Regions from separate parts of the Mus musculus genome. Here regions 1 and 2 are each linked to region 3. The links are chromatin loops, found by intact Hi-C in ENCODE. Cell type or tissue: gastrocnemius. All regions are shown on one strand. Each heading gives the region's core, and the rest is flanking DNA. Links, peaks and the distances in the headings are about the cores only.

The links. Hi-C counts contacts between places; a loop is a spot of excess contacts. Peaks named below come from ENCODE experiments on the same cell type or tissue, not always from the same donor. Only the 100,000 strongest peaks of a DNase experiment are listed, where the experiment ranks them.
Region 1: it touches region 3 in a loop (4-fold over the local background); 5 of 42 quality-filtered maps call a loop at or near these places.
Region 2: it touches region 3 in a loop (2.1-fold over the local background); 10 of 42 quality-filtered maps call a loop at or near these places.

Annotation. Positions count from the first base shown.
Region 1 is chr3:90,461,097-90,470,817 of GRCm38, reverse strand. Npr1 (natriuretic peptide receptor 1) reads left to right here and starts at 4,952. Exons shown (of 22, transcript NM_008727.5): 1 at 4,952-6,023; 2 at 6,808-7,007; 3 at 7,570-7,683; 4 at 8,115-8,250; 5 at 8,561-8,652; 6 at 9,318-9,453; 7 at 9,644-9,721. The coding sequence starts at 5,315. In gastrocnemius, for the core only: a CTCF peak has its summit at 4,152 (motif pointing right); DNase peaks (open chromatin) are centred at 4,941, 5,242, 5,646, 5,990 and 3 more places; H3K4me3 peaks cover 4,938 bases; H3K27ac peaks cover 3,888 bases.
Region 2 is chr3:90,259,412-90,269,132 of GRCm38, reverse strand. Crtc2 (CREB regulated transcription coactivator 2) reads right to left here. Exons shown (of 14, transcript NM_028881.3): 6 at 9,641-9,721; 7 at 9,521-9,550; 8 at 9,306-9,370; 9 at 9,130-9,179; 10 at 8,763-9,007; 11 at 8,030-8,436; 12 at 6,419-6,682; 13 at 5,776-5,962; 14 at 5,008-5,653. The coding sequence ends at 5,433. It overlaps Dennd4b (DENN/MADD domain containing 4B), which reads right to left and starts at 3,898. Exons shown (of 28, transcript NM_001356483.1): 1 at 3,572-3,898; 2 at 1,381-1,720; 3 at 638-890; 4 at 316-385; 5 at 1-145. The coding sequence starts at 1,697. In gastrocnemius, for the core only: a CTCF peak has its summit at 4,029 (motif pointing left); DNase peaks (open chromatin) are centred at 2,553, 3,317 and 4,016; H3K4me3 peaks cover 3,319 bases; H3K27ac peaks cover 4,631 bases.
Region 3 is chr3:90,215,454-90,225,174 of GRCm38, reverse strand. It overlaps Rab13 (RAB13, member RAS oncogene family), which reads right to left and starts at 4,391. Exons shown (of 8, transcript NM_026677.4): 1 at 4,153-4,391; 2 at 2,878-2,938; 3 at 1,588-1,648; 4 at 1,308-1,385; 5 at 592-681; 6 at 408-473; 7 at 274-327. The coding sequence starts at 4,276. In gastrocnemius, for the core only: a CTCF peak has its summit at 4,804 (motif pointing left); DNase peaks (open chromatin) are centred at 4,370 and 4,810; H3K4me3 peaks cover 1,749 bases; H3K27ac peaks cover 3,242 bases.

The DNA.
Region 1 (9,721 bases), core at 723-8,722, 250 kb before region 3:
ACCCACAGGTTGGAGAGCTGGCTCAGTGATTAGGAGTACTGTCTACTCTTCCAGAGGTTCCAAGTTCATTCCCAGCACCCACATGGTGGCTCACAACTATCTATAATGGGATTTGATGGCCTTTTCTGTCATGCAGGCATACATGCAAATAGAGCACTCATATGAATAAATAAATAAATCTTTTTATTTTTTTTAATTAGATATTTTCTTTATTTACATTTCAAATGTTATCCTCTTTCCTAGTTTCCTCTGCGAAAATCCCCTATTCCCTCCCCCCACCCCCTGCTTCCCAACCCACCCACTCCCACTTCCTGGCCCTGGCATTACCCTGTACTTTGGCATAGAACTTTGGCAAGACCAAGGGCCTCTCCTCCCATTGATGGATGACTAGGCCATCCTCTGTTACATAAGCAGCTAGAGACCACCATGTGCTTTCTTTGATTGGTGGTTTAGTCCCAGGGATCTCTCAGGGTACTGGTTAGTTCTTATTGTTGGTCCTCCTATAGGGCTGCAAAACCTTTCAGCTCCTTGAGTACTTTCTCTAGCTCCTTCATTGGAAACCCTGTGCTCCATCCAATGGATGACTGTGAGCATCCACTTCTGTATTTGTCAGGCACTGGCAGAGCCTCTCAGGAGACCACTATATCAGGCTCCTGTCAGCAAAATCTTGTTGGCATCCACAATAGTGTCTGAGTTTGGTGATTGTATATGGGATGGGTCCCCATGTGGGGCAGTCTCTGGATGGTCTTTCCTTCAGTCTCTGCTCCGAACTTTGTCTCTGTAACTCCTTCCATGGGTATTTTGTTCCCCCTTCTAAGAAGGATAGAAGTATCCACACTTTGGTCTTCCTTCTTCTTGAGTTTCATGTGTTTTTTAAATTGTATCTTGGGTATTCTGAGTTTCTGGACTAATATCCACTTATCAGTAAGTGCATATCATGTGTGTTCTAATAAAAAAAAAATTTTTTTTAAAGATGGAGTTTGTACTGACACACCTCCAGCTTTCCCATCATGAGCAGTTCATTATAGGCAAGGGAAATGCTGCCAGTAACTATGCCAAGAAGGACTACCCATGGACGATGAGATCAATGACTCTGACTTAGATGGGATTTACGGGCTGACTAGCAGGGGCTCAAGTCCTGTTTTTCCATACCTTTGGTAGGAAAATGGTTCTAGGTTCTCCTTGATGCTAAACGTCTCCATGCTGATTACAGCTGGAGTTCCTCACTTAGCCAGCCCCGAGTTTTCACGGCTGTCTTTGAACCCTACAACTCCACCGTCACTATCTTGCGGCCCTCTGACTGTATTTTCATGGTAGACAATGAGACCGTCTATGACATCTGTCATAGAAACCCTAATATTGAACACCCAACCTACATTAACCTCAATTGTCACCGTAGGCAGTTTCTATCTTCTATCACTGTCCTCCTTCCATTTGATAGACTTCCATTTCCACCTTCCTACATATGCCCGTCTACTCTGCTGAGAAAGCCTATCAGGACCCAGGTTCTTCTGCAAAGATCACAAGTACTTACATTGAGCTAGCCAATCATATGATTAAAAAGTCACCTCACCATAGTAAACACGGAGGTTTGATGCTTGACATGGTCTGGTGATGTGGTTCCTAAAGATGTCAATGTTCGGTCTGCCACCATTGAGACCATGTACAGCATGTAGTTTGTAGTCTCATACTCCAATGGCCTCAAGGCTGGCACACACCTCTCCCAGAGGAAGAAACCCGGACCAGCCACAGTGAGCTGTGTGCATGCTGAACAGCACTGGTGTCATTGCTGAGGCCTGGGATCACCCAGACCACAAGTTTGACCTGATGTGTGCAAAGCGTACCTTTGTTCACTGGCATGTGGATGAGGGGATACAGGAAGGAGGGACTTCTGAGGTCCATGAGGGCACTGCTACCCTGAAGACATGTTGGAAGGGCGGTGTGAATGCTGTTGAAGGGGAAGGGAGGAAGGAAGAAGGGAATACTGATCATCTGTTCTTTCCACTGCAGCCCCAGGCCTTATCCCTAGAACTTTACCTCCAACCAACAGCCACTAAAAGCTTCCTGAGTAGATTATCTTCGCTTACCTTTAAAAGATAATTCGGGCTGAAGAGATGGCTCAGCGGGAAGAGCACTGACTGCTCTTCCAAAGGTCCTGACTTCAAATCCCAGCTCACAACCATCCATAATGAGATCTGACGCCCTCTTCCCATGTGTCTGAAGACAGCTACAATGTACTTACATATAACAATAACTCTTTAAAAAATAATTCAACCAACATTTTAGCTATTTGCAGCTCCAGATTTAGTCCACCATACTGACAAGAATTCAATGACCTAACGATGTTTCTAATCCAGTCATTGCTCCCAAACTCCAGCGTTACCAGAAGCATATGGGAACCTCTACTTGGTATCTATAGGCACTGCATATTCAATAAATTACCATCCACCCAAACCTCTTGTTTTAGTTTATCGACTAAAGAGGTCAATGTCTCTTCTCTCCTCAGAGTCCCACTGACCCTGTTTACAAAACAGCTTCCATCCCCCATGCGCCGCTACATGGGGACTCTACTCTGCTTCCTACCACATAACAAGCACCTGTCACACAAAAGCTTTACTGACCTCATTTCCTCTGGCCTACTTCCCACTCAGTCATTCCCACTTCCCAGCTCAGGGTTAACAATGCAGCCTCCTATAGCAGTCAGATACTGCACTTGTGGTAATGTGGGTAGAAACCGTGATGATTCAGCAGGGAGGCCATGGGCACTTGCTCCCATTGATGGTGCTGTAAGGGACATGGGGCCTATGTGGCTAGCTTTTCAATATCTCAGGAAAAGCAGGGGGGATAGAGAAATGGCTCAGTGGAGAAGAGAGCTTGCTGCAGTTACAGAGGACTTGTCCAAGTTAGGTTCCAACATCTGTGTGGGGTGGTTCACGACTGTTTGAAATTCAAGCTCTAAGAGATCAAAAGCCCTCTTCAGGCCTCTAAAGGTACTTGCGCGCGCGCGCACACACACACACACACACACACACACACACACACAAATTTTCTTTTTTTTAAATCAGGGGCTTAGAGAAGGGCCCAGTAGTCAGGAGGACTCACCTCTGCAGGCTTCAGTTCTGTTCCCAGCACCTGGGAGCATGGCTGACAACGGCCTGGGACTCCAGCTCCAGGGGACCCTATGCCTCTGGCTTTCCATTTAGATGGATATACTCACAGAGTCTTAATATGTAAGAAAAACTACTTAAGGCCAAACAGTGGTGGCGCTCGCCTTTGATCCCAGCACTCAGGAGGCAGAGGCAGGCAGATTTCTGAGTTCGAGGCCAGCCTGGTCTACAGAGTGAGTTCCAGGACAGCCAGGGCTACACAGAGAAACCCTGTCTCGAAAAACCAAAAATAAATAAATAAATAAAATAAATAAATAAATAAATAAATAAAAATTAGTATGGACAAAGATAATTAAATAAAACAAAGAGACTGCAAGTCTGCCTCCATAAAAAATCCTAACTCTTCATGTATAGAAAATAGACTTCAACAGTTTGCTTTCTCCACATAATACCTTTTTCTTTCCTTTCTTAACTAGATTTATTTTAAATCATACATATGTGTTTGTATGCCAGATGTATGTGTGTGTGTGTGTGTGTGTGTGAGAGAGAGAGAGAGAGAGAGAGAGAGAGATCCCCAGAGGTTCCCCTGGAGCTGGAATGCTGGAATAATGGTTATGAGCCACTTGATGTAGGTGCTGGGAACGGAACTCTGGTTCTCTGGAAGGGCAATAAACGTTCTTAACTATTGAACTATATCTCCAGCCCCAAGTACCCTTTTTTATCCTTTGACCCTCGGTGAGTTTTTCTCTCTTTGGAAGTTTTCCTGGCTCCAATCCAGGTAGAATTAATAGCTCTCATCTCGGTCTCTGGGCATATCCCTGTCTCTTTTTCCAGTGCTTAAAGTATATTGTGTTATGGTTATTTGTCCTCAAAACATATATAATAATATTATATATTTCATCGTTATGCCGTCAGCATTTAACTGGCACTTGACACAGCTGGTCCTCTTGAAATGTTTGCTGACCTTAAGATCCTGTTCGGGCTCAAGGCTGGCGAAGTTGATGGCGCAATACGGTTAATGAATGCGGATAACCATTAGAGGGCAGACTAATCCCATGGCGTTCCGTCCCAAAGACTCGCTCCTTCATTTATTCTTCCCGTGGTCATTTCCAACCAGAACTTCACAGTCCTATTTTAATGATCTTCCACACAAAACACTCACACGAGGTTACATCTCTTCTCTAGCCACCCACTCTCTCTCCCCAGTTTCCATCATTATTTGGGGAACTAAAGAGTTAACTCCACCCTCCCACCTGGTCATCTTGCTCTGTTAATCTGCGGGATCTGGGAGGCGGCGAAGAAGAAAGGGGAGGTACTCATTGATGGACTGGGTAACCCGGACTCTGGCTCGCCTCTACTTGATTGCCTTTTCCAGAAACCCTCCCAAACTCCTATAGCCACACACACCTTTCCCGGCCAAGATCCAAACAAACCTCTACTTTCCTCTTCCCTAGGAGCCAGGTAGAAAAGGGGGGTATAGGAGGGGGCGAGGGGGGGCAGCTTCCTCACACCCTTCCTCAGTCCTGGTTCCCCCGCGGCCTAGGCGCCCCGCCCGCGGGTGCTGCCAAGGGAGGGAAACCTTGCGCAGGGACAGCGCGGCGGGAAGAGGGTCAGCAATAACTGGCGCACGCGAGGGTGGGAACCAGCCATAGTCAGGGCTGGGAGGAAGGAGTTAAAGGACCGGGATTGGCTCCCCCGGCTCTCTTGTCGCCGAATCTGGGAGGGGAGGATTCGCTGCCTGGCTCGGGACCTTGTGGTCCCGTCCCCCCCACCCCCCCCCCACCCCGCCCCCGCCCGCCTCCGGAACGGCCGGAGACTTGGGCCAGCCGGACGCCCCTTCTGGCATACTCCTGGGGCAAGCGCGAGCGCACACTCCCCTTTCCTCGCTGGCGCACCCGCTCCCCTCGCTCTTCTTAGATCGCCCTCTCGTTCTCTCGCTCTCCACGGACTCCCTTCGGGTGCTGCGCTCGCTCTCACCTGCTCTAAAGCACCCTCCGCTCTCGGACGCTCCCAATTCCGCGCTCCTGCTCGACGGCGGGACAGTCGCAGCCTCGGCAGGCAGCTTGCTCTCGCCGCTGCGGCTTCAACCCAGCCCCCTCCCTCGCTACGGCTCGGGCGCTCTTGACTCCCGACCCTCGCCTCTGAGCCCGAGGACGGCGATCAGACCATGGTGACAGCGCTGCTCCGTCGCTGCGCTCGCTGAGGCCATGCCGGGTTCCCGACGCGTCCGTCCGCGCCTAAGGGCGCTGCTGCTGCTACCGCCGCTGCTGCTGCTCCGAAGCGGCCACGCGAGCGACCTGACCGTGGCCGTGGTGCTGCCGCTGACCAACACCTCGTACCCGTGGTCTTGGGCGCGTGTAGGGCCGGCGGTGGAACTGGCTCTCGGGAGGGTGAAGGCTCGGCCGGACTTGCTGCCGGGTTGGACGGTCCGTATGGTGCTGGGCAGCAGCGAGAACGCGGCGGGCGTCTGCTCCGACACCGCTGCACCGCTGGCCGCGGTGGATCTCAAGTGGGAGCACAGCCCCGCGGTGTTCCTGGGCCCCGGCTGCGTATACTCTGCTGCCCCGGTGGGACGCTTCACCGCGCACTGGCGGGTGCCGCTGCTGACGGCTGGCGCCCCGGCTCTGGGCATCGGGGTGAAGGATGAGTACGCGTTAACCACCCGCACAGGACCCAGCCATGTCAAGCTGGGCGACTTCGTGACGGCGCTGCATCGACGGCTGGGCTGGGAGCACCAGGCGCTTGTGCTCTATGCAGATCGGCTGGGCGACGACCGGCCGTGCTTCTTCATAGTGGAGGGGCTGTACATGCGGGTGCGTGAGCGACTCAACATCACAGTAAATCACCAGGAGTTCGTCGAGGGCGACCCGGACCACTACACCAAGCTACTGCGGACCGTGCAGCGCAAGGGCAGAGGTGAGGCTGGCACCCACCAGACGGCTGGCTCGCGCGGCCTGATCTCCGGCCAGTCCACAGCCTGGCATTCCGCCTCTGGGGGCCAGGCTTCCTCCTCTTAGAGTCTTGCCCAACTCCTACCTCAGAGTTTCTAGTTCTTTCTCTCTGCGCCGGGTTTGCATTCCTTCCCTCTCCCCCTCCCCTCCTGTCTCCCGTGACCTTCCTGCTGCGGACTTTCTTGACTTAAGCGCTGAAGGGCCTAGTTCTACTGCGCCCTCAGCTTCCTGGCTCTTCTCCGTGCTGTTTTCCCTCTAACTTACCACGTTCTTCCTCCAGTTACTTCTATTGCTCCCACATGAGCTCTCGAGCTCTCATGTCCCTTCTCTGGCTGGTTATTCTCTGATTCTTCCTGCAGTCTTGGTCCTCGTCTCCCCCCACACACACACACACACACACTCACACAGATGTACAGACACACATACACACACACACACACACACACACACACACACACACACCTTGCCCCACCTTCTCTTTCTTCCTCCCATTCCTCTCTCTTCCTATCCCTCATACCTCCTTCTCCCACCTTTCACATTCTCTTGACAAGGCCCAAGACTGAGCCAGGAGTTGCTATCCTTTAGAGACTACAAATCAGAATTCCCTCCTTTGTAGTACTTTGTGTGTTGTGTGTTCATTCATGTGGTTCTCTCTCTCTCTCTCTCTCTCTCTCTCTCCCTCCCCTTTTTCTCTCTCCTCTCTCTTTCCCCTCCTCTGCCTTCCCCTCTTCTTCCTCCTTTTCCTTCAGTTATCTACATCTGCAGTTCTCCGGATGCCTTCAGGAATCTGATGCTTTTGGCCCTGGATGCTGGCCTGACTGGGGAGGACTATGTTTTCTTCCACCTGGATGTGTTTGGGCAAAGCCTTCAGGGTGCTCAGGGCCCTGTTCCCAGGAAGCCCTGGGAAAGAGACGATGGGCAGGATAGGAGAGCCCGCCAGGCCTTTCAGGTGAGTGCTGAGATTTGGAGCCCAGGTGTAGGACTCTGAGCTATTGAAACATCATTTCTGGGCACTTTGCCCCTATGTATCTGAAATAATTCCAGAAAACGGGTTTTTGATAGTCTTAGAGCTGAACCATGCACTTCATGAGATTTAGGGACTTCAGAGTCCGGAGGCTAAACAGATAATTTCATAGGCCTGAAGCAGGAGGATACTGAAGACCCATGGACCAGACAGCGCTTGAATCCTTTTGCTCAAGCACAGGGGCCGTCTCATGCAGGACACAGGGCTCCATTCGATCTTTGTCTCATTTATTATTTATTTTGTTTTTTGTTTGTTTTGTTGTTGTTTTGTTTTGTTTGAGTCAGAATCTCTCTGTGTTTTCCTGGTTGTTCTGGAACCTATCCAGACCAGGCTGGCCTCAAACTCAAAGATTCTCTTGCTTCTGCCATTCAACTTGATCCCAACCTAAACAGGCTGGTCTGGGAGATGGGACCCCAGATGACTCCAGGATACAGGAAGGACTGGAGTCAGCTCCTACCATTCCTCTTTTCAATGATTCCTTCCTTAGGCTGCCAAAATTATTACTTACAAAGAACCCGATAATCCTGAGTACTTGGAATTCCTGAAGCAGCTAAAACTCTTGGCTGACAAGAAATTCAACTTCACCATGGAGGATGGCCTGGTAGGGGGGTGGGAGGGCAGAGGGAGGGTCCTAGGCTCCTCCAGTGCGCCTCTCCAGACCCTAATTCATGGCTCTCTGTTACTCTAGCCTGCTCTCTCAGGCATCCCAGCATCCAGTCTCCCCTTTCTCCCTGCCTATTATCTGTATCTCTCCTGACGGTGGAGGGGGAGCAGTGGCAAAATTAACCCTTGAACCTAAAGTCCTCCTCAGGGAAATGCATGTGGCATATCCTGCCCTATCTGCCTAGCATGGCTCAGAGTCGGGAGAATTAGAGGTACAAAGTATCTGTGTGGACTATGGTTGTTTTCTCTATCTCCTTACAAGCTCTCACTACCGCCCCCCTCAACCCAGTTCCCTGCCCACAGCGCTGCACTTTGTCACTCTGAGCCCTTTATCTATCTGCCCTGCCTGAGCTCTGCTTGCTTCTACAGAAAAATATCATCCCAGCATCCTTCCATGACGGGCTCCTGCTCTATGTCCAGGCAGTGACAGAGACTCTGGCACAGGGGGGCACTGTCACTGATGGAGAGAACATCACTCAGCGGATGTGGAACCGAAGCTTCCAAGGTCAGGGCCTAGAATTAAGTGGAATGGGCTGCTTTGGGGCTGGAGGTGAGATCGGAGCCCCCTCCCCCCGGTTGTCCCAGCAGGAGAAGAAGCCTGTTACCCAGCTCTGTCTCCTAAGTTTCATAAAAATTCTGCATGCTGAGTCTGCATGCATGCACAGTTGTCCTTTTCACCACCGTGCAGACATCCACACTAGTGTCTACATCTCTGGAAATCGGGGCGGAGGGATGGAGGAGGGGGTGGGATGAAGTGAGGCATCTCTGAGCCTCCATTATTTCAAAACACAGCCTTCACCCCCCTATGGCCCTAGGTGTGACAGGATACCTGAAAATTGATAGAAATGGAGATCGGGACACTGATTTCTCCCTCTGGGATATGGACCCCGAGACAGGTGCCTTCAGGGTAAGTTCACACCTACACCAAGGAGACAATGCCTAGCAAGAATGGTGACTCATTCTCCTAACCCCACAGTCCACCCCACAGCCCCTCCCGGTATCTGCTTATTCTTTGGACAGCTATGAGATACTAAATAGGGCAGGCTGAACTCCTCAGTCTGGGAGCAAAATGATGAGATGCACAGACTTCCTCCCTCACAGAACCCCAGGTCTGAAGAAGGAATATAGAGTCAGTCTCTTGAGTTCCTAAGACAGGTGGGACCCTATCCTAGCAGAATGCATGTGTACAGCTGTGTAAATGTAGCAAGGACAGGAAGGGACAGGGGTCAAAGCCACCAAGATTCAAATCTACCAGTGAAGGCCTTCCGGAGGGGACATATAGGGATTAGGCCTGGAATTATTTCTGTCTTGCAACCAATTCCAACTTCTTGAATAAAGGGATTTCCAATGGGGTTCCCTATGGGTGTTTTGCTGCAAAGCCTTTGAGTGTTCAAGGGTTTTGCCCCATAATGCCATGGGCATGGGTTTGAAGACTCATGGATAGTCACAGCAGGAACCTAGTGAGTACTTGGTAGCCCAGATGAGGGTCCTGGAAGTAGACGGGCAAGCAGGAGGCAGGATGGTACAGGAGGCTACAGGCACTTACCTCCCACCTCCCCCGTTCTCCCTCAGGTTGTCCTGAACTTTAATGGTACTTCCCAGGAGCTGATGGCTGTGTCAGAACACAGATTATACTGGCCTCTGGGATACCCACCTCCTGACATCCCTAAATGTGGCTTTGACAATGAGGACCCAGCCTGCAACCAAGGTGACAGGCCCATGATTCCAGAATCCTATGTGGAGCCACTGCCTCCTCCCCAGGGGAGTTAAACAGAGGCTTCTTGGCTCCGGACTTGACTGCCCTTCCTTTATCATATCAGTCAACTGACTACTAGATGACTCCTCCTTCCTAATGTCTAACCCCAGTCTCTCTTCTACAACTTGGACTCTCCCCACAGACCACTTTTCCACACTGGAGGTTCTGGCTTTGGTGGGCAGCCTCTCTCTGGTTAGCTTTCTGATCGTGTCTTTCTTCA
Region 2 (9,721 bases), core at 579-8,578, 44 kb before region 3:
ACAAAGGTGGAGAAGACAGGTACTGGGTACTTGGTCTGGGCAGGCCAGCACTCAATAGTGGCCCCCATGGGCAGACAGAAGACAGGGACTGACTCGGGCAGCGGAAACGCCTCATTGTCTTCCTCTGGGTAGCGGCCCAGCAGCTCTATACCCCAGCAGGATTAAGAGTACATATTAGAGCGAAAGGTCCATTTGATTCCAGGTAAAGAAACTCGAGTATCCCAAAGAAGGGCTAAGTGGCAAAGAGATGTAAGTTCTAGGGTCACTGAAGTTGCCAGAGGGTCAAAGGGTAGGACATAAAAAGAAGCCACTCACCTGCCTCATACACCAGTGTGTTGGCCTTGGCCAGGCCTACCTTGTAGCACAGGTACACTGCTGGGCCCCACTGTCCCCAGAAATGACAAGAGATAAGCAGACACATCACTAACATCGGTTTCTGGATTCATCTTCTCTCTACTTCCCTTTAGTTATCTTTTGTCTTCAAAGATGTTCCTAATTCCAGTCCTCCCACCAAGTCACTTCTGATCTGGCCTGGTGTCAATGGCCTCGGCCCCCAAATACCCTTTGTGCCGCCCCATGTCCATACCCTTACACTAGTTCTTCAGGTTTCAGCTCTCAATACCTCAGCACCACTCACCATGCCAGGGTTGAGGTTGCGGGGTAGCCGGCAGTAAGTATGAGGAGTACCCTCACCCTTGCTGGGCAGAACCAGGCAGAGGTCAGTGATGCCCAGGGCATGCAGCCCTGCCCCTTCTGCTGCCCGCCGATACATGAGGTAGGTGCGGGGGTGCCCGGGGCCTGGAGGGGCCAGATTGGCTGAGTGGCTATACGGTGTCGTGTCAAGCACTTGGAACCCAAGCTTGGGTCGTTCCTTCCCTTCATATAACACCCTGGCACAGAGGGTAGAGACATCAAGGGGTTAGGATAGAAAGAGTCTTGGATCCTGCTGGATCTTCCTACCTGGTCTCCTAAACCTGCCATGCTCTCTTAGCCTTGTCAAACCCTGGTAGTATAGCCCACCACTTCCTACTTAGGTCTGTGCTCTAGGATCCCTTCAGTCAGTAACCATCCCTTCAACCCATACCTTCCATAGCTCTCAAGAGTAAGCACTCAGAACCAACAGGCTCTGCAAAGTTCAAAGTTCCTCACACGGGTTACTTCATTTAATATTCTGAGCCAGCCAGAGAGGAGCCACTATCCTCATTTTGCAGATGAGGAAACGTTGACCGCAGCAAAGGCAGTGAGCCCATTCTCTTGACCTCTAGCCTATTCCGCTGTGGTCCCCACATTCCTCCTCTTGACCCATATCCCTACCTCTTCTAGCTCATTCAAAGGTCCCTCCCAGCTTCCTCTAGTGCCAGCGTGGATAGGGGTACGTACCCCAGCTCAACGAGGGGGGGCTTGTCACGCCCCCTGCGGTAGCAGATGACTGGTTGAGTTCCACCCAGGAGCCCAGCACTGAGCTCCAAGGGGTGGCCACCCGCAGAAGTCTGAATGCATGTATAGCCCTGGGGCACCTCCTCGCCCAGTGCCCTAGCGATGACTGCCACATCTGTAATAGGTTCAGCTGGCCGGGGAGGGCGCAGGGGCCCGGTAGGCTCGGGAACCCACTTCTCCTCAGGTATAGGCGCTCCATTTCCTGCAAGCCCAGCCACCACAAAGTAATCCACCAACCGGGGAGGCCGCTCCTCTGCCATGGCCTCTGCTTCACTCACTGCATCTGGAATGGTCAATCGAGGAAGAGATGGAGCAAGAGAGGATAATGTTCCCATGGCAACGATAGTGGACACCCCCCCTTCTTCTTCCTAGTTCTTCTAAGGAAAGGATAAATGATCAGCCAATCTTGAATTCTTCCACCTGTGACATCACCAAACTCTCATATTCCACCACAGCTCCTTAGAGACCACTAGGTCCTTCCTTCTTAGTGACATCAGCCCTTTTTTCCCAAAGAACCCAAACTCCACTCTACAACACACAACTGACATATTCCTCACCTATTCCTTTAAAGGCCTGCCTCTCCTTGCCCGCTACAATTACGTCTCAGAGAACACAGTATTTTCTGTAATGGCCTGCAATGACATCATTCACTCTGGCTACCACATTACACCAACTTTTGCTTTGTCAAAGGTCTCTGCTCTTGTAGCAACACCACAAGAACCTTCCGATGCAGCTAATGTTCTTAAAGCACCCATCCTTTCATTTCTAGAAGACTTTACAGATGCCTAGGAAGGCTTACAAAACCCAAGATTTAGCTTCTGCTCATCAGATTTCAAGTATCCTTTTTTTTCCCTAGCTTAACTTTACCTAGTTGGCCAAGCAACCAGGACTTTCCCATCTCCAGGATCCTTAGGTGTCTGTAGTTAGGCACAAAGGGACTGTAGGAGTCAGCTCCAGTCATGCCATGCCCGCGCCACCCAGCCCAAGACAGAATCGGGGCCACAACAGCCTATTGGTAACTTATCTCACCTGCCTCCATGGCCTGACCCTGGGGAGTGGAAGCCCCAAGAGTCCTGAGGTGCCCCAGGGTGCTGAAGGTGGGAAGAAGCCTGGCGGGTAGCTTGCAAGGGGCTAGAGGCTGAGAGAGTGCTTCAGAGGGGAAGGGAGGCTACTTCCTGAAATGGCTGCGAAGGGGAAGCTGTCGCTAGCTCAGCATAAGTCAGCCTATGGGTGTGTGGTATCGCTGGGGGGGCGGGGGGGATAGTACTGTTTAAGGTGCCAGCACAGCATCAGACCAACGCAGACCTCCCACTAAGGGTCCTGTGCAAGGCAGGGAAGCTTTTAGTGTCTCCAGGATGCACAGTCTATTTAACCTCCCGCTCTTCCTCAGAGAACTAGAGCCAAACCGACTGTCTTCTCAACCTGGCCTCTGGACACACATGCCCCAACTCAAGCTAAATTTAGCTTGAGCTTCTCTACATCTGAGAGGTGAAGCCAGGAGTCAGCGTCAGCCTCCTGATTTAACTCCAGGACACAGCTCACTCTCTCATCCACTGCAGGCCAATAGTAGTTCTGTGCTCCAGACAGTAGGCAAAAGCCGTTAGATGAGACCCTCTATAGGCAAGTGGGTGGTCCCGGATCAACAGGACTTGTGTGTCCAGGCCTTCCCTTATCCAGCCAGGGAAGAGTCCTATAGAATGCAGCCCCTTCTCCCTTGGGGGAAAACAACGGCACTGGAGCCACTTTGGGTCCCAACGCCCACATGCCGAATGACGGGAAGTCGGGGCTAGGGCAGAGGGCGCGGCGCGGGGGAGGTGGCTGAGCAAGAGGCCGGAGGGCCGAGAGAAGCGCGCGCGGGGACTGCCGAGGACGTGACGGCAGCAGCGCCAGCAGCCGCGTGACCCAGGCGGGAAGGAGGGGTGCTCTGGCTTGAGCGCCCGCGGGAGCTCCAGGTTGTAGGATGTCGAGCACAGCTAGCTAGCTCTGGGTTGCGCCCTCCCCTCCACTTTCACTTCTCTGGGAGGGAGGAAGCGGAACCAGATGCGCAGCGTAGAACAGCTGGGGACAGTCCCTGGAGCCGCCCGCCCTCCGCCCGCCCTAACCCGCCCGCCGCCCCGCCCGGTCCGGCCCCTACCTGCCTGCCCTGGGACTCCCCAGCCGGCCCGCTGGCGGGTGGCTCTGAGGGCGGGCTGGCGGGCCGGCGGGCGGCTGGGCTGCTATCCAGCCCCGGACATGGCGCACTCGACTTAGGAGCCGCTCGCGCCCGGGCTGAAGGAAGAAGCAGCAGCCGAGGGCGCCGGGCACGGTGGAAGAAGATCTGGGCGGTCCCAGCGTCCCCGCGCGCTGCGCCACGCGGGGACTGCTGCCACACCACACCGCTAGTTCCAGCCGCGCGGTCCTCCCGGCTCCCACGTTGCTGGGGACCCCAAGCTCTTCAACGCGCCCTGCTTTCTCCACTCATACCCGCCCCCCACCCCCCCAGGAGCCGCGGGCGCCTCCGCTATTCTGCCCCCCCCCACACACCCGGGCCTGCGGCCGTGACCCTGGCTAGCGCCGGCCCAACACCCTGCCGCCTGCAGTGCGACCCCTGGTGGCTGGGAGGGCCCCCTGCAACCAAGCGGATTCCCACCACCCGGAGGAAAAAGCAAGACACTGACCCCAGATGGCCCCGAAGTCAGAGTCGGTGCTCCTGTCCTGCCCTACCGTCAGATGTGGCCACTGTGCCACAGCGAAGGCCCTGAAGACCTAGACCTGGGAAACCCAGGTGACTCCCCACTTCCACGTTTAGAACCCACTGGCCAGAGCCAGAAACTCTCAGTTCTTCTTTCGAGAAATGACAAGAACATTGAAAAAGAGGAAGAAAGGCATGAAGCCGAATAGTGGAGGTGTAGCACTCCTTTCACTATGCTGGGTGAAGTCTAACAAAGCCTTCGTGGAACATGGTTGTCTCCCAAGGATCTATTGCGTTAAACCCAAATGGAGCAGTGAAATGGATGAATCGACATACAGTCCTCAGAACATGAGATTGCTTAGGTCCCCCAAACATAAACCAAGTAAGCCAGCTAGGCCTGCTTACTTCTCTCTAGAAGCATCAACACTGGCAATAGCCTCCTCCAGGAGAGGGGAGGATTTTCTAACAGAAACAACTGTGACTTGGGACAACAGCCTCTCCTTACCCAGGGCTTCAGAAGAGTAACTTGTCAGGCTAGTCACGGTGCCCCATCCCCTGATGCTGCAGCAGGCAGGGCCTTAAACAAACAAGGGCACATAAGGTGACTTCCTGCTGCCTCGGTGAAGTCTGTATAGGCTTTAGGATACATCCAGTTTGGGACCTAAATCTGAGAATGGTGCTTCCGCACAAGCACAAAAGTTCTGAGAGGATTAACGCACACCCGTAGCCCTAGCACTAAGGAAGCCAAGGTGCCAACGGGCACGTGTGACTTCTAGGTAGTCTGCCCTATGTAAGAGAAATCCTGTCAAAAAACAAACAAACAAAAATGCAACACAAAAGAACCTATGGCACCAAACCTCCTTAGGTCCCCAGCCATGTACCAAATAGCCAAGCACACAAAAGGTTTAATAGGATTTTTTATTAACATATAATATATTTAATAAAAAATAATATCCATTCTGGCTCTCTCTTCCATTGCAAGGGGAAGAGAAATAGGGAGGGGCTGGTAGTGCCCATCCCTTCTGGACAAGCCCTCTCTCCAAGATTTCCCTCTACACCTTGCTTCCCAACAGGCTCTGACCTCCAGACAGACGGTTTTCAAAGTTACAAGTGCTTTTAGGCCCTCCCTTGAATTCCCCCAAGCCCACCAGACATACAGCATTCAGGGGCCACCTGGCCAAGCCCCTTCCCTTTCCTCAGTTTTAGGATCCTTCATTCATATTAGAAAAAGGATCTGGGGGCAGAGAGTAGTCTCTACTGGCCAGGGGGAAGGGATGAAGACTGATGGGACAGGGCCATGAAGAAGGATGGCAGTGAGGTCCCCTCACTGTAGCCGATCACTACGGAATGAGTCCTCCACAGCAGGGTCAGGCAGCAGGGCACAGGGGTCACTCAGCATAGTTAGTCCTTCCAGGCCCAGTGGCTCCATGCGCAGCTCATCTTCTAGCCCCAGGCCCAGCTCCAACCCAGATGCTGACACCTCAAAGCCAGGCACTCCAGCCAGGGCTGCTGCAATCTCCTTAGAGAAACCTGGGGAAGAGTCTCCTGTGTGTACAAGAGGTGGGTAAGGATCTCAGGCCACACCTCCAGACCCCTCAAGCTCCTATCACAGCAGTGAGGCTGTCAACTCTTCCTGCCAGTCTCCACCAGCACCCACACTCCCTTACCTGTGAGTATGATATTAGGTCCTGAGCCATGGCGGGAACAGTGGGTCAAGTTCTGGTGGTTGAGGACGTGAGGGTCCTGGGGGCCACTCATTGATCCCTCACTCCCTAAAAATCCAGGACCTTCAGAAAAGGCAGGGGGATCCAGCACCAGGCTGGTTGATGGGCTCTCCATGTTGAATTGCTCCAGCTAGGGACACACAGACAGACCTTAAGGAAGTGGGCTTCAGAACAGGGTGTCCTGCCTAGCTCTGCTGATATGTCCCCTTTGCCTAGCAAGCCCCATCCACCCAGGAAGAGAGGCAAAGACAGAAGGAGGTGATAGCAAGCAGAGCCAACAGAAGCGAGCACGGGGCCCGAAGAAAGTGTGGGCACCGTACCTGCTGGGCCAGAGCATGTGCATGCCAGGAAGAGAACGGGTCAAGGCAGGAGTCATCAAAGAGCAAGCTGAGCAGAAACAGAGGGGCAGGAGTAGGGGTCAAACACAGGAAGACAGGAGCCCCAAGCTGGCATTGCTATGTTACCTAGGGGAAAAAGAGGTCCACCCATATCTCCCAATTCAGCATACCAGTGACCACTCAAGTAACTGACCCACCCTCAGCCCACCCCCATCCCCCATTTCAGAACTATGAGTTTGCATACTCACATTCCCCAAGCTGAAGTCATTTATTGGGCGGTGGTAAGGCTGTTGCCCATGTCCACTGGACCCAGGTGGGTACAGTGCCCCATAATGTGGCTGCCTGCCTGGAGGCTGTCCACCTGAGGGCTGCACTAAGCAGGCCTGAGAGGGCAACTGCTGTAGAGACTTTGGGGTGGGTGGATGGGTGGGTATAACTAGACTTGGGGGGCTATATGGGTATGGGGGCAATCGCTGGTCAGTAGGCAATTTACTGGTATCCAAGGGAACGCCCTGAAAAGGGAGAAAATTTATTCTTTAGTGTGATCCCCCAAAAGAACTCTTAAGAGTTCCCCACCTTGTAAGCTGTACCTGTCCTCAATACAAACATAACAATGCTCCAAGCCATGTGTACTGGTGCGGCCCCTGTAACCTCAGCACTCTGGAGGCAAGAGCACTGCCTCTGCTTGTCTCCCCACTCTCCCCCAAGCCAACACCACCCTAGGCTTCCACGCACATCTCTGGGGTTGGTGGAAATTACACAAAATGCCTATTAAAATGTAGGTGCTCAGTGAGGCTAAGCCCAGCAAGGTTAATCTTAAACCCGTTCCGTAAGTGACTGTTCCTAATCCCCGGTACCTGGTATCAGTAACTGGTTCCTTGTGACAGCTCACTAGAGACTGACTGTTAATGCCACAGGGAGGATGACCACTACTGTTCTGAAGCCCTGGAGGGGCTTCACGGACCAGAGGGGAGGAGAGGAAGAAGTAGAGGAGATGTGGAAGGAGAAGTGCCCTCCCTGGCATGGCTTCCCTACAGGAGAGGGTACAGATGGAACACAGAACATACATCCAGGAAACAGCCATGGAGTAGGGCAGAGGACGGCAGAGAGGAGGAAAAGAATAAGGGGAAGGAAGAACAGGAGAAAGATTTGAAAACTTTAGCACGGAGGCAAGTCTGAAAAGAAAAAGGAAAAGAAAGCTAGGCAAGGTAGCTCATGCCTGTAGTCCAAGCTCTTAGGAGGCAGATGCAGCAAGGATCAGATGCTCCAGGTCAGCCTCAACTATATCCTGAGTTCAAGGCCAGATGAACTACATGAGACACCATCTCCACCATTTGCGCAAATGTTGGGAAATTACTTTCAGTTCAGGCACCAAGTTTTTCACTTATACAGAGTGAAAGGACTGAGCTCTGTGGTCTGAGACTCTCGGGCTCTATGAGTTCCACTGACGTAGGGGAAATAGGAGAGGGATGAGCCAGAACAGAAGTGATGGGGGATGAGCGGAACTGGCAAAGGAAGGATAAGAACAAAGACAGGCCAATGGATAAGCTACACTGGCACCTGTGCTATGCCCGATGCCGAATACTCAGTGTATGTTACTGCATCCGATGTTCACAAAACCATGAAACTGCTGAGGCTCAGAGAAGTTCAATAACGTGAACAAAGCCAAGTATCAAGAGGCAGAACTATGATGTGAAACCAAAAGGTGTAATGGCAGAGCTTGTACTCTTAAGCGAAGAAGGGAAAGAGAGATACAAGATGGGTTGGGACAGGGCAGAGGAACGGAAGGGGATGGATGAGACAGGGGCAGGCACGGGAAGGAGAAGGGAGACATATGGAGGGAAGGTGGCCACGCATACCTGAGTGATGGAAGACAAGGTGGGTGACATTGTTGGCGAAAACTGTTTGGGCAGCTGCTGTTGGGACCTTCTGGCGTCGGCTGGGCCCGCGGGCAAGCTCAGGGGGCTGAGGGGCACACGACGGTGGCGGGGAGAGGCCCCAGGAGTAGAAGCTGGGTAAGGGGGAGCACTCAGGACAGGAGATGAAGTGGACGAAGAGGAAGAGGAGGAGGAAAGGGCTGGGGCACTAAGTGACGGGTGGCCCAGGGAGGTGGTGGGCAGTGCATGGTGGGCCAAGGAGGAGGCAGGCAGTGATGGGTGACTATGGGAGCCCTGGAGCTGGGGTTGAGGACTACTTAGGGAAGCCTGGAGGTTGGGATTGCTTAGGGAGGACTGCAGGGATGGGTGGCTAAGAGGTGAGTGAAGTCCTGCAGACACAGACAAAAAACCAGAGATGCCAACATTACCGATGGGAACTCAAACCCCTTTCCGACCAGAATGGGTAGCAGTGACCAGACTATGGCGACAAAGGTCCTCCCTACTCTGTCCCTGACCATGAGATCGGCACTACTCATTTGGGGGTTATTGTCCGTCTTTTTTTCTAGGAAAAGCCACACCTACTCATTCTTGCTTGGTGAGAATTACAATGAGGAGATATGAGGTGCAGGGTCTGTGGGCAGTCACAGGATCCCAGGCACCATTCTAGCCTCTCAATACCTTGTGGTAACATAACCAGGATAAGGTAGCCACTCACCTGGTACATCATAGCTGGGGCCCAAGCCCAGACCTCCACTGATGCCCAAATGGGTCATAGTATGGGTCAAATTGGTGGTACTGTTGCCCCCACTCAGGCTGGGATAGACTGTCTCCTCAGGGTCCAGGGGTGTGGGCAGTGGAGGAGGGAAGTGTAGGTTGGTGAGGTCAGGTAGGGAGCCTCCTGTGTTCATGGCAGGTGGGAGGACAGGCACATTAGCAGGCTGGTCAGGAGATGGAAAGATGCTAGGGAAGACAGAAGAAGAAAGACAGGTAAAGAGAAAGTGGTCAGAGAAGAGCAGAAATCAGTCTTTCTATCGGCTTCCTTTCTCCCCTCCATCTCACTCCAGCTTTACAGGGCTGCTTACTTGATTCCAGGGACTTCACAGGATCGAGGTCGAGAGGAAGATGAGGACAGCTGAGAAGAGAAGGAAGGGGGTTAGAAATGAGGACAGATCTCAGTGGGAGCCCTGGAAGGGCTGTCTCAGGGAAGGAGGAGAGCAGAGAGATAGAGGAGGACACCCACCCGGCAGCCCATACCTACCTTCTTAGCATCCCAAGGTTTCAGCAGATGCTTGTCATCTACCACGTTCTCCTCAATAGCAGGGACTTGAAAGAGAAAGACTGGTGAGGGCAAAGCTGGAGAAGAATCCAGGAAGGCAGGACAAGAAGCAAAGGCAGCCAAGACTATTCCCTGACCCAATACAAAGTCCCAGACATCTGGCATTCGTTTACCCACAGCTGGTAAGGAACACATACCTTTAGCATCCATCTCACCATCCAGAAAACCTGCATGGGATACAACAGGGGTGGCTGCAGTGCCTACTTATTTGTCTGCTTCAGTAAAAAGCTCCACAGTTACTCCCTGGGGCCACCTACCTCCTCCTCGGCGGCTGGGCAGGACACTGGGAGGTGTGGGGCCTGGATAAGTGTCTTGGGGGTTAGGGTTCATCACACTTG
Region 3 (9,721 bases), core at 1,102-9,101:
AACCACATGGTGGCTCACAACCATCCTTAATGAGATCTAATGCCTTCTTCTGGTGTGTCTGAAGACAGCTACAGTGTACTTAGATATAATAAAAAAGGTGTTCTCCACAGGCACGTTTGAGTTTAGACAGACTGGAGGATGAACATGAACTCCTGCTCCTTCTGCCAGCAGCTCGGTGCTGGGACCATAGGTGTGCAGTGCACAGTCCTCGCCAGTTGCTTCAGTTCTTGCAGACACGCGCAGTGGTACTCAGCCCGAGTAGAACCAACTCACCGATCTCCGGCCTCCTGTCTTGAGCAAGATGTCACGGGCCAGGGAACTGAAAGCCTAAAGGGGAAACTGGTCAGCCCAGGTTGAAGGAGGAGATGAACCTATTAGCATCTTATCTCTCGGAGGATGGCTCTCACCTCATCCACATTCACACTGGATTTGGCACTCGTCTCAAAAAATCGGATTCTGTGCTCTCGAGCCAACTGTAGGGGATGAGGTAGGAAGGAGAGTGCTGGATAAAGGCAGAAGCGAAGCACTCAGCGATGCCTCCTCCTCACTCGGGCCTCCCAGCCCTGCAGCCAACAGCCCCGCCTCACTCACCTTCTCCGCCTGCTCTCTCTGCACCTGCCGCTTGGCCTCCATGTCACACTTGTTTCCCAGCAGGAGGCGCTCCACTCCCGCAGAGGCATTCTGAAGGCAGCAAAACAAGCAGAAGGTAGGGCTTTCTTTAGAAAGCTGAGGCAGGAGGATTGCTGTGAGCTCAAGACCTGTTTGGGTTACACATTAAGTTTCACACCAGCTGGGGCTACTACAGAGTGAGAGACCCTGTTTCAAGAAGAAAACAAAAACAAACCAGGCAGTGGTGGCACATGCCTTTAATCCCAGCACTTGGGAGGCAGAGGCAGGCTGATTTCTGAGTTCGAGGTCAGCCTGGTCTGCAGAGTGAGTTCCAGGATAGTCAGGGCTACACAGAGAAACCCTGTCTCAAACAAACAAACAAACAAACAAACAAACAAAAAAACCCAAACGAACAAGCAAACAAAAAAACCAAAGGAGAGTTTGGGGCAGGAGAAGGCTCAACAGTTAGGAGCACTGGGTGTTCTTCCAGAGAACCTGGGTTCAACTGGTGGCTCAAAACCATCTGTCACTCCAGTCCCAGGAGTCCACTACCCTCTTCTGACTTCTGAGGGCATCACCAGGCTCTTGGCACAGATGTACACGCAGGCAAAACACCCACACACATAAAATTAAACCTGAAGTCTGCCCATTCTAACACGGGCTACTTTGTTCCCCTATTTCTTTTGGAGGCATCTTACCTCTTTGATGCTTTTCATCCAGTTCTGAATATTCTCGAAGGATTTCTCATCTGTGATGTCATATACGAGGATAATGCCCTAAGGGATAGTAAAGTTCACCTTGGACCATATCTGTTGACCTCTAAGTGACCATCTAAGTCTGGTCCGTGGGTCTAAGCACAAGCTACATGGGGCTCTCTGTTATGTGCTCTGTGCCCTCCTTCTTCATCCCTGCATGCTCACAACCCTCTGTGCTCATGAAGCTATGACTTTAGCCCATGTCTGGACCCACACCTCATACCATGGCTCCACGGTAATAGGCGGTAGTTATTGTCTTGAATCGTTCTTGGCCAGCCGTGTCCCTGAAGCAAAAGTTTTCACAGAGTGAGATAGAAGCAAGAAGTCTCCAAGGGGGGAGTCTTTTCCTAAGGACTCAACTTTTGCAACACTGGAGGTGGAGGCTAAAAGGAAAAGACTCAGGAAACCGTGAAGGGGAACAGGAGAAGGACAGTTGGGTTGCTATTCAGAGGTTCCAGGCCTGGGAAACAGGATGTCTCCTGTTTACTCAGAGATGCCAAGTGCCGTCTTAAGTATCACTTTATGTGTGTGTCATCCTAGCTGGCCCTCACTGTATCATTGTGAGGCATGGCTCACTGTCCCCAGTTTTTATAAATGCAGCAAATGTGCGGAGGGAGGCTGGGTAACTAATGAAGGTCATGCAGAAGGGAAGTGGCAGCACCAGGGTTGAGACCCTATCTGCTGCTGCTTATCTGTCACACAAGAATGCTTCAGAAAAACCTCATAGTGCCTCAGTGCCCGTGGTGTCTCCAGCCTCCTTGAGACAGTCAGGCTACACCTCTGTATGTGACCTGTGCTGGAGAGAACTTTTACATTTATTATTGTGTGTGTTTCAAATAGGGTCTCTCTACATAGCCCTGGCTGTTCTAGAACACACCCTGTAGACCAGGCTGACCTCAAACTCCCAGAGATCACTTGCCTCTGTTTCTAGAGTGCTGGGTCTCAAAGCATGTCAGCGTTTACACCCAGGTTGCTCTCTAAAATTTATTGAGAGCAATAGACTGGAAGTCAAATTTGTAATTCTGCAACTTGTCTTTTAATCACTTAGAACCTGTTTCTACATCGTAGCTCGAAAGACATTTGTTTTCAAGTCCAGAGAATGCTCTGGGTGAGGAAAAGACACAAACAAACTGAAAGTGGGCCACCAGGAAGAGAGATGCAAGGCCAGCTGATAGCTGACTAAGCAAAATGGATAAATTAGGAGATGTACTGGACTGGGGGGGGGGGGGTGTAAAGGAAAGAAAGCAAAACAGAAAGACTAACATGGTGCCACATGCCTGTAACACCAGGACACAGGACACCGAAAGAAAGGGCTTTCTTTCTCAGCTGAGTTCCAGGCCCTCCTGGGCTGCATGAGACTTTGTCTAAAAAACAAAACAAAACAAAACACCCCCAAACCACAAACTAAACTGAAGAGAGAAAAGGTAAGGAAGAAGAAATGAAGGGGGAGGGGTGTGTGGGGGAGGGTTGGGGTCAAAGGGCAATCTGGCTGGGGACTGGGCAGCTCACTCACCACACTTGCAGTTTGATCCTCTTCCCCTCTATGTCCACGGTTCGGATCTTGAAATCAATTCCTGGGGTGAAGGGTGTGAAGACAGGTAAGCATGTGTGGAAAGTATGGTGGGGGAGAGTGGGGGCTGCACCAGTAACTGCTGGTACTCAGGTACTCGAGGTAGTGACCTTGCTGGATGTGTAGCCAGGAGGGAGAGCTTTTCCACAGCTTTATTCCTATGGTAAGCATACTGTGTCTCCTCAGATTTCATGACGTTTTGGAGAAAAGCTATGAAACTCTTCAGCTGGGTTAAAAGCATGCCATCTGACAACTTTCCCTTCCATCTCTACCTCACCTTCCCATCCCTCTTCCCCCTCCTCCCCCAAAATACACTACTGGTCCTCCACCGCCCTGCTAGCCCTTAAGGGTAGAGAGGAATGAGAGGGCAGCTGATTGAGCCTATGTGAATTAACTAGTGAGCTAAGCTTGGAAGTGGGGGGGGGGGGGGGGGAAGAAGCTCTCTAAGAATCCTCTGGAGAATTAGGAGAGGGAGGGAGGAAGAGAGGGAGGGAGGAAGAGAGGGAGGGAGGGAGAGAGAGAGAAAGTTTCCTTTTTGTCACTAGAGGAGATAAGATTCTCAGTCAAGAGATGAAGAAAGATAAAGAGGGGAGGGGAGGGGGAAAGGAGATTCTTCTTACTGGAAGTCTCCCAGCCACTTAGGAGGCTCCAGAGAGAAGGATGGTGCAGAAGCTTACTCAGAGACCCCAAAGTCCCCTGGCATCCACCATCCTCACTCCCACAGCACACCCAGCCACACTCTGCAGTACCTTGCTGAGGGTAGGGAGGCTAAAAAGATGATTTGAAGGTGGGGCAGATCCTGCGGGAAGTTTGAAGCCAGTAGGTCAGTAAGAGGCCAACACAATTGGGAAGCAGGGAAAAGAGAAATTGTGAAGAGTGGATCTAGAGCGTCTAGGTGCAGTGATGGGGTAAAGAAGGAAGCAGATGGAAATGACGATAACCTGTGTGGATTTGGAGAGACTAGGGAGACAGTACCAAGAGACGGAGTGGGTGGCAGCAACTGGGACTATCTGGAAACCTCAAAAAGGTTTGAGGTTTTGAGTGTTATTCAGGGACATTATGGAGGATGGGTCTGGGGCAGGGGTCGACAGACTGGAAATTAGTGTTTTTCTCTAAGGGGATCAAAAAAGTAGGTTCCTTAGTCTTTCAGGAGCCGGTGTATGAGGGTGGGCGGGGGTGGGGTGGGTCTGGGGTCTGGGATACAGCCTGTGGGCTCACCGATGGTAGAGATGTAAGTGCTGTTGAAGTTGTCCTCTGCAAAGCGAATGATCAGACAAGTCTTGCCCACCCCCGAGTCCCCGATGAGCAGCAACTTGAAGAGGTGGTCGTAGGCTTTGGCCATGGCGGACACTGGGGGCGCCGGGGGAGGGGTCGGGAAGAGCCAACACTGGTAGGCGGGATCCGAGGGTTGGCAGGCAGAAACCGCCGGAGTCCCAGCCAGGAAGTTTTCCTCCCTCTCCGCCCAGGCCCCGGGAAAAGAAGAGAGGCGGCCCTGCTCTCGGCTCCACCCCTCTTCGCCAGTGGAGAGGCCTGTCCAGCTCCAGCAGTCCGGGCGCTGCCTCCCCAGCCTCGGAGGGCCAGTTTCCCTAGCCCTTCCCATTGCCTTTGGCTAGCTGTCTTTCCTCTCTTTTGACCGAATTGGAAAGAATTTCAAAGAGATTAGGGGAAGAGGGAAAGAATTTTACCAATGGTGAAGATAGGGGTGGTAACTGGAAATTGGTAAAAAGCTGAGGCGCTATTCAAAGGCTTTTGAGTTTATGATAAATGTCCTAGGATTTTCTGTCAACAATGCATTACTTAAGACTACGAATCCCAATTCCCTTTGAAAAGAAGCGGGTTAGGAGGTTAGTATGGTGGATCAATCTGCCCCCTGGTGGAGCACAGTGAAGAACTAAAACGATAAAAATCAGCCTCATCAATTACACTCAAAACACACAGAGCCGAGTCACAATCTGGAGCGAGCCTTGAATTCAGTAGCACAACCTGCACCCCAAGGCCTGGTAATCCTATTGCCTCTACCCCTCAAGTATGAAGATTAGTACTGTGGAGCCACCATGCCCAGCTTTTCATCTTTATTTACTTACTTTCTTTATAGCGAGTGTTTTGCCTACATGTGTTTATTCACTATATGACTAGCATGCCTGCAGAGGCTACAAGACAGCAACGATCCCCTGAAACTGGAGTGTCTAGAGGTGCTGTCATGTGCCTGCTGGGAACTGAACCCAGATCCACTACAAGAGCAGCCAGCTCTTATCATCTTTCCAGTCCCGTTAGAAAAAGAAAGAGCCGGGCGTGGTGGCGCATGCCTTTAATCCCAGCACTTGGGAGGCAGAGGCAGAGGCAGGCCGATTTCTGAGTTTGAGGCCAGCCTGGTTTACAAAGTGAGTTCCAGGACAGCCAGGGCTATACAGAGAAACCCTGTCTCGAAAAAAACAAAAAAAAAAAAAAAAAAAAAAAAAAAGGAAAAAGGAAAAGGCTTTTCTAACAGATGAGTCCTGGCTGTGGGAAAGTGTCTTTATTTGTTTGTTTGTTTGTTTTTAAAGATTTATTTATTTATTATATGTAAGTACACTGTAGCTGTCTTCAGACACTCCAGAAGAGGGAGTCAGATCTCCTTATGGATGGTTGTGAACCACCATGTGGTTGCTGGGATTTGAACTCAGGACCTTTGGAAGAACAGTTGGGTGCTCTTACCCGCTGAGGCATCTCACCAGCCCTTTATTTGTTACATTATGTTTGCCATAATCTATGTTTCCATTTGTCCTCTCACAAATACAATGTATCAGTTACTCCCCCCCCCCCCAACACACACACACAAAATACTTGACAAAACAACTTATGAGAGAGGCTTACAGAAGGCAGTTCTGTCATGACAGGAGGAGCATGGGGCATCTGGTCGCTTTCCATCCAAACTCAAGGAGAGAGACGAATGCTGGTGCTCACCTCACTCTCCTTTTTTATTCGGGAGAGTGAATGGTGGTCCTCATTGTCAGGTAGGCTTTTCCCACCTCAAATAATCCAATCTAGAACTTTCCTCCAGACATGGCCAGCCATTGGATACCTAGGTGATGCTAGATCCTGTCAAGTTGACAATCCATATTAACTACCACACACAAATAACTATTCAGTTTATTTTATTAATTAATTAATTCATTACATTTATTTGTATGTGTACACACACATAATGTTGTGTTTTATAAAAAGAAAGAGACCAGAGATATGTTTTGTGGAGACGCAGTAAGGTGTGGGTGGAGGGGAGTACCTCTGCCAGCCCATGCTGAGGCATCCCTTCCCCCTGAGGTACCAGCCACACCATGCGATGGTATAGTATAGAACAGAGTTTATTCAGGGTATTGGGAGGGAGCTTAAGGGGAGAGAGAGAGAGAGAGAGAGAGAGAGAGAGAGAGAGAGAGAGAGAGAGAGAGAGAGAGAGAGAAAGTAGAAGAGTAGAGGCAAGCCATGAGCACATGGAGAGGGGGGAGTGGAATGGGGAGAGAGGAAGAAGAGGGTAAGGGAACAAGAGCAAGAAGAGAGAGCAAGAGAGTGAGGAGGGGGCAAGCAGCCCCTTTTATATTGAGTCAGGCACACCTGGCTATTGCCAGGTAACTGTGGGGTGGAGCGTAGAGGAACTGCCAACAACCCATGCCATGGTGAAAGTGTGGCAGTCAGAGGACATGCTGAAGGATGCTTAACTAAACTTCTCCAGAGCCATCTCACCATTAATTTGAGGCAAGGTCTGTCTGTATTGCCCAGATCAGTCTCAAATTTGAGGCTCATGTAATCATGTGGACTCAGCCCTTCAGTAGCTAGAACTACCAGCATCCACGGGTACCACTGTGCCTGCTTCAATACACCAATCTGACTATTCTATTTTTTCAATGGTGTTGGGAATTGGTCAAACCCAGAGCTTTGTGCACACTAGGCAAAGTACTATTCTATTGAGCTTCAATTCCCTTCTATTTATTCCCTCAGGGCTCATTGCATTTCAAGCTATAGCACAGACTTGAATCTTTTCTGGTTTTCCTCAGTGACTAATCCTGACCTCTAACTCACACTGATGTCCAGGTAGGGTGGATTTGCAGTCCCAGCACACGGGAGACAGAAGCAAAATGAAAGTCAGACAGAAGCATGACTAAGGTCAGCCTACTCTTGGTTGGGAGTTGCAAGCCAACCAGGAGACCTTGTGATTGCTAATCTTGGTTGCCAACTTGACATACCTGGGAGGAGGAAACTTGAGGAATTATCACCATTGGATTGGCCTGTAGACTTATCTATGGGGGAATTTTCTTTATTATTATTTTTAAAACATTTAGACAGGATCTCTCTCTCTCTCTCTCTCTCTCTCTCTCTCTCTCTGTGTGTGTGTGTGTGTGTGTGTGTGTATGTGTGTGTATTTTGCCCGTGCATGCTTGTACGTGTAGCATATACATGCCAGGTGTCCTTGGGAGGCCAGAAGGTGGTGTTGGATCTTCTGAAACTGGAGTTACAGATTACAGACAGTTGTGAACCTTCATGGTTGCTAGCCACTATGTAGGTGCTAAGAATCAAACCCCTACCCTAGTAGGGAAGAGCAGCCAGTGATGCTAACCTCAGAGACATCTCTCTCCAGCCCCAGGCATTTCTCTATTGCTAATTGAGGTCAGAGAGCCTAGCCCTATATATGGGAGCTACCATACCTGGACAGGTGGGGCTGCTGTATAAGGAGCTGAATGTGAGCCTGGGAGTAAGGCAGTGGTATTCCTTGGCTTCTGTTTCAATTTCTGCCTTTAGTTCCCTCAATAATGGACTGTAACCTATAAGCCAGATAATTCCATTTCCTCACCAAGTTGCTTTTGGCTAGGATGTTTATCACAGCAACAGAAGAAACTAGAATGGATCCTGTCAAAATCTATGTTGGGGTGAGGTGGAGAGTGTTATATAGCACACACCTTTAAACCCAGTGTATAAACTGACACGACAGCTCCATGGAATGGTTAAGGGGAAAGTCTTTACTGTAGATATGAGAGAAAGCAGCCAGAAGCATTGGGAAGAGTCCAAAGCAAAAAGAGAAAGAAGTAGAGCAAACATGGCCAAGGCTATCTGTGAGAGAGGGGAGACTAGCAGGAGACAGAGAGAAGTGAGCATAGCCTGGCCTAAGAAGGATGAGTAGTTGGGGAAGGGAAGCCCAGAGCTGGAGGGAGTTTAGGGTGGAGGAGGAGGTGGGAAAGGCTAGGGTGCGTGTGGACTTGTGCAATGCATACTTGTGATGGTGAGAGCCTGGAGGCCAGCTTGAACTGATATCCTGAGAGGTCCAATAGGCAGCCCATGTCCCTTTTGCCAGAGGTAAGGGAAATGACTCTTTTTGGTAGGGAACCAGTTTTACAACTTCCTGAGGAATGCTGGCTTTTAACTAGCCACCAGAAATCCCTCAACATACATTCCGGGTTGAGCCTATTTCTGGGTATCTGGCCTGCCTTCTGGAATCTGGGGAACTGGGAGTTTTCCTTATGACCTGATACTCAGCACTCCAGAGGCAGAAGGATCTCTAGGAGTTCCAGGATAGCTTGGCCTACATAACAAGTTCCAGGCCAGCCAGGTATACATAGTGGGAGCTTGTCTCAAATAAGTAATAAGAATAAGCAACCAAAAGCCGGGCGTGGTGGCGCACGCCTTTAATCCCAGCACTTGGGAGGCAGAGGCAGGTGGATTTCTGAGTTCGAGGCCAGCCTGGTCTACAGAGTGAGTTCCAGGACAGCCAGAGCTACACAGAGAAACCCTGTCTCGAAGAAAAAAAAAAAAAAAAAAAAAAGAATAAGCAACCAGCCCTTTGACTGATATTAGTAGTTGATGGGTCTCTGGAGAGTAGATGTTATTGTCTTTAGTGGTCAGCCACCAGTGAGTTACCTGAGTCTAATGGACAGCTTTACCACCATGCCCCTGGTGGCAGCTGTGGTTAAACTCAGGGCATCAAAAAAACAAAACCAAAAGACAGGATGGGAAAGGAAGGAGTTCTGAGGAGCATTGTGGAGAGACAGTGGTGTGGTGTGACCAGAGTGTATTATATACATATATGAAAATGACTTTTAAAAAGAAAAGCTGGGGGCTAGAGAAATGGCTCAATGGTGAAGAGCACTGGCTGCTCTTCCAGAGGTCCTGAGTTCAATTCCCAGCAATCACATGGTAGCTCACAGCCATCTGTAATGAGATGATGCCCTCTTCTGGCGTGTAGTTGTACATACAGATGGAGCATTCATATACATAAAATAAATAAATCTTTAAAAAAAAAAGAGGAAAAAAAAAAAAGCTGGGCACAGTGGTGTGCACCTTGGATTCCAGCTCTCAGGAGACCAAGGCAGGTGGATTTCTGTGAGTTTGAGGCTAGCCTAGTCTACACAGTGAGGTCCAGGATAGCCAAGGCTCTGTAGAGAGAGACCCTAACTTCAAGCAAAAAAGCAAAATTAACCAACCAAAAACAAAAGGTGGGGGTGCATGCAGGGAGAAGTTGGTAGCATGGCTCAGTGAGTGTAAAAAGGCATTTGCCACCAAGCCTAATGCCCTGAATTGAATACTCAGGACATAAGGAAAACAAACGACTAAGAGCTCAGGATGAAGCTCAGTGTACCTACTGTAGAGGTTTTCGTGACCACCTGTGGGGCGTCAAATGACCTTTTACAGGGGTCATGGAAGACCATTGGAAAACACGGATTCTTACAATTTACAACAGTAATAAAATTACAGTTATGAAGTAGCAACAGAAATAATTTTATGGTTGGGGCAACCACAATATGGAGGAACTGTATTAAAGCAA